Linked DNA regions of Mus musculus: region 2 is linked to region 1. The links are chromatin loops, found by intact Hi-C in ENCODE. Cell type or tissue: left cerebral cortex. All regions are shown on one strand.

Evidence for each region. Peaks named below come from ENCODE experiments on the same cell type or tissue, not always from the same donor. Only the 100,000 strongest peaks of a DNase experiment are listed, where the experiment ranks them.
Region 2: it touches region 1 in a loop (2.1-fold over the local background); 4 of 42 quality-filtered maps call a loop at or near these places.

The regions. Positions count from the first base shown.
Region 1 is chr15:34,741,972-34,744,471 of GRCm38, forward strand. No RefSeq gene overlaps it. Among named protein-coding and RNA genes, the nearest start is that of Nipal2, 65 kb to the left of the region's middle. In left cerebral cortex, a CTCF peak has its summit at 1,257 (motif pointing right); a DNase peak (open chromatin) is centred at 1,265.
Region 2 is chr15:34,817,549-34,820,048 of GRCm38, forward strand. The region is part of intron 2 of Gm32970 (a long non-coding RNA gene); the gene reads right to left. Among named protein-coding and RNA genes, the nearest start is that of Kcns2, 19 kb to the right of the region's middle. In left cerebral cortex, no CTCF peak of the experiment used is centred here; a DNase peak (open chromatin) is centred at 1,421.

The DNA.
Region 1 (2,500 bases):
TTTTTTTACTCTAGATTTTCCTTCATGCCCCTAGCTCAAGGTGCTGTGAGCACGATTTTCAGGTCCAGTGGTTTCTGGATCCAGTAGATGGCCAGGTGAGTGGGAATCCCCTTGGTTACTCCTTTTTTGTTGCAAGCAATCCAACTACAAAAGAGCAAGCTGATTCTTTCAACCTCGGAGCTCCATGAAATCTAGTCTGAAAACTACTCAGGGCTCACCTTCCTGGGATTCCAGGTCAAAGAATATGCTGGATTTGCACTTGAGAGCTCATGGAAATATTCAAATTCCCAGCAAAGAGATCAAGCCTACACCCCTAATCTTATTGCTTGGGCCAAATCTACTTGAATGTGGGCTTCATCCTACCATGTGACCAAGCATTTACAAAATGAGACTGGGTCTCTGTTTCGTGAGAGATCATACAGTAGTTCCAGCAGCACACTATGTGTGTGTATGTGTGTGTGTGTGTGTGTGTGTGTGTGTGTGTGTGTTCATGCTCAGTTGTAGCTTCTACACCTGAAGCCAGCCATCATGCCGGCACTGACCGTTGCTAAGGGGGGCATGTATGTGCTTACCAACTACAGGTTCAGTAACACACAACATCTGGAGGGAGGGAAAACAACCCTAACTGTGACCGACACAGTTCCTTTGGGTAATATGGCTGATACCCTGCTCATGAAGGCGGTGTTTCTCTTGTCCTCTCCTGCTTTCTTCCTCTTGATCATTCTGGAGCCAAGACCCATAGGAAGAGTTGATTTCTTTCCAAATTCGTGCGTTGGTCTTGTTGAATCTGCCAGCCCAGGGCTGCTGACACCACCCCCAGTCAAGCTATGAGAAGCACTAACCACTTCATAGACACAAGCCAAAAAAAAAAAAAAAAAAAAAAAAAAAAAAAAAGCCTCCTTTGTAAGGTATGGAAATGTCAGACGTGCGAGAATTGGGCATCATATTCAGCTACTGTGCCTTTTCCTCAGCGCTCTCAACAGGAGCAGCACCCCAGGAGAACCCCTTCGGCATGCTGCCCCAATAGCATCAGAGACATAAGAGATGATGATGATAAGTGATTATTTCCCTGTCTTAAAAGGTTTTCTTGTGTCACAGAAAGGATTTGTCATGGATTTCCTTCTAAAAGTACACACCCTAAACCCACTTCCACACATGATTCGATTTAACCCGAAAAATCTTTATAAAACACACCTAAATGCTTTTTGAGATACAAGGACAACCACGACTAAAGTGCAGCGGATCTACCCGCCAGCAGGGGGAGCTCTTCCCCCTGGTTCAAGCTGCCATTCCAGTTCTCTAGTGGTCCACCCTTTTGCTCAAAAAACTTTGCTTGGGTTTAAAGAAGGTGGAGTAAAGACAGAAGCCGGCTGTCCAAAACAACAGATACGGGGACGGGATGCGGGGGAGGAGGGTGGTGTACTTTATCCCGAGGGCAGAGGACAGCTACTAAAGGATTCTCAGAAATGTGCGGCTTTGTATTGAGGCATCCTGTCTTTTTTGGCTCAGTATCTGACCTATTTGAGAAATCTATTGAAACACGCCACTTGGCACCGATTGTGATGCTGTTAGAGAGTTCATGGGCAAGACATTCTGAGAAAGGGATTGAAGATAAGCATCAGGAGGAAAGTACACTGCCTCCAGAAAACCAAGAAAGGCAGAGCCACCCTTGAGCTGGACCGCAGTGCAACACAATGCACGCATGGAATCCAAACATGGTCCAGAGACCAAAAGCTCTCATAAGCAAATGAGGAGTGACTTTTCTAAAGAAAGAGCTGGGAAAATGGTATTTCCTTCCTGTGCTGAGAAACAAAGTAAAGATACTCTGGGGAAAAGACGTGAGCTCCTAGGCACACAACTGGGTGCCATCTGTCACCCGCAAACAGCTGTGGCATGGAGAGTACAACCACATGTCTTTAGAGCTTCCCAAAGGAACCAAGAGAAAGTGACGAAAAGGCGAAATCAGTGTCTTCCTAAACGCTTATAACAGAATCAGGCTGCTGGGCTCTCCTTCCTGGGTGACTCTATTTGGCTTCTCATGACTAGATCCTCTCTAGCATCCAGCATCCAGGAGGATCTTTAAATCTGATCTTCTTAGAATCCCTCAAGGGCCTTCCATTACCTCCAGGCTAGAGTCCTAACTCTGTAATGTGATTTGGGAGAGCCCTGCAGACTCTCATCCCCGAGGCCACCATGTCTCAGTTCTTGTCCTTTCTGCTCTCTATGCCTTTCTGAAAGCCTTGCAGTTTTGTGTTTCGGGTGGTTCTGGAGGCCAATGTCCTTCCTTCTGTCTTCCATCACAGTGCTGGTTAGATGTCAAATGCATGTTGGACACTGTCCTGGAGATGGAGACCTGCAAATGCTTTCTCTTCCCTGGGTTCTACCACACTCAGGGTCTCGTTCTCTCAGTGTGTCCCCTTCCATATCCTTTTCCTCGTTTCCGTTAAGATATGGAATTATAAATTACTTCATTATGGGAGCCACCTTGACCCCACAAGAG
Region 2 (2,500 bases), 76 kb after region 1:
CCCAAAGAGGGCCTCACTGCAAGTCCTAGTAGAGGCAATGATAGAGAGACTGGCAGGCAAGCCTTCTTCTTGTCCTAACCTTTGAAACAAATTGATAAAATGAGAGACTTGCCTTAGAGTCTAAGGTCTTTGCAGCCTTGTATTATAGGAGTTCATGAAAGAGCATCATGGAACAGTGTATTTAAACAGCACTGACCCATTGTGCTTCAAACTCAAAGAATCCAGAGTAAGAAGTGGCCAAAATATCACCCATGCGATCAGTAGTGAATTGGTGTGTGGGAGATGGGATGTGGCTTACAGAAGAACAGATGGGTTCCAGAGGCCACAGAATATTAACCCTGAATATCTAGAAGGAGGGAGAGGTGGCTGGGTGATGAGGATGGGGCTCCCTCAGTCTTGTTCAGACAGCTGAAGCTGAATAGGACAGATTTTCAAATGTGTACACCACTAGGACTCTGCTCCCATTAATCAAGGTCTTCTTTCCCTCTGAGTCCAACTACAATCTCATAATTCCTCTCAACATTAAGACTACTCCCCTGCTTCAACACTGAGACTTTTGATGGTGATAAAGGGCAGGTGATAATTCCCCACATTCTAATTTGTATGCCCTGACAGTCCCTCCAGGTCCCTTGTCAGGGACTCCTGGTCTGATTGCAGGAACTCACAATGCAGACTCACTAGAAAACCACAGTAATGGGAACAGGAGGAACTAGCCCTGAGGTACTTTCCTGCAGGAGAAAGTCTCTGATGCGAAGAGGCCAGGCCATGAATGCACAGTCCTAAGGAGCATTTGTCCCGAGGGGCCTTCCCTAAGGAGACAGTCTCCAAGAGAAGACACCAAATCTGCCAGCCCTTGACTCAAGCTTGCTGAATCAAGAAGTCAAACAGGAGATACCCAGCCCTCAAGTCCATGCCCCAACCACATGCACTAAGCAGTGTCTCATGTGCAGTACCTGCCAACAGCCAAGACCTGACCCTCTGACTCCCTGCCCTCTTCCAGACCTTTCCTGTTCAATTTCCAGCACTGCTGGCCCTATCCAGTTAGTTTTGAACAAGAGAGAAACATTTTCTTTCTAGCTTGTTTATTCTCATTATGATTTTCACAGCCAATTCTGGTAAATCTGCTATAATAAAAGTCTCCATTCATTATCCGCATTCTTCCAAATGATCTTAGTTTGATTTGAAGTCTAGTTCTGTTAATATTTTGTCTTAAAAAAATGGCAGTGCTCTCCCACCCCCCGTTTGTAACTCAGCTATCAGCTGAGGACTGCCCCACCCCTCAGCATCTGTGCTATGTCTGATGGCAGATTGTATTTTCCAAAAATGGCCACAACAGTATTTGCAACCCCACATGCTCATTATAGAGGATTGCAACTCTTCCATCAGGAGATGGGAGCTGGGTCTTCTTTTTCCTCTTGAACCCGGGGAGTCCATTTGACTGAGTTGACTAGTAGGATACTCTAGAGATGACTCAACAGGATTTCTAAGAAGCTGGGTCAGGGAGGCAGTAAAACCTTCACCTGGTGGCCTCTCTCATGGCACGTGCCTTTGGAGCCACAAACAGCAACATAAGCAGCCAGCCCCTCTGAAGATGCTCTGCTAGGTATATCATAAGAAGGCACCATGTAGAAATGGGAGGGATTTTTGAAGAGCCCAGCAATTATTCCTGCTTAGATGTGTGGACGGGGAGACTGTGGAGGGGCCCAAGCTACTGATACCATATGTTGTTGTTGCCTCAATCCCTCCCTGACATTCGTGCTGATTCCTGGAGGGAGCGGACGGATACTTTACTTGTGGGTTGTGTTCTCACACGCTGCCTCTGCCTGCCTCACATTAATTCTTCTAAGACATTGGATCCAGGTTTTGGGGCTCCACAAACATCTAGGAACAAGCATTTGCGTGAGTAGTGATGGACTGCGTGCAAACTTATGGTTAGGTTATTGACCACAAGGGGCCTTGTCACTCTGTTCTCTTTTCTCTCACCTCCGCTGATTTGCATCCTCTTCTCATTGATCTGGGAACGAAAACTCTTTATTTTCTATTATGAAGAGAATTTACCTCTCTCTAGACGCTTACTCTGAAACTTCCATACTTAACCTTATCAAGAATCCAGTCTTTACCAGAATGGCTTGAGGTTGTAGGTAGGCAACCTGGTTTGTGTGCGTGTGTTGTAAAAGAGATTCAGGAATACAGGAGAGAACCAAGAGGTCCAAATTGCCCAAGGTTGGACAGTGGTGGCTCATGCCTTTAATCCCAGCACTCAGGAGGCAGAGGCAGGCGGTTTTCTGAGTTTGAGGCCAGCCTGGTCTACAGAGTGAATTCCAGGACAGCCAGAGTTATACAGAGAAACCCTGTCTCGAAAGAAAAACAAAAAACAAAAACAAAAAAAGAAATTGCCCAAGGTTAGCTACTATGAACATATGAACACTGTCCTATTGGTACACCAGAAATTTCCATAGCCCACCACACCTGTGAGGAGTCCATGATTATAATTATTCCT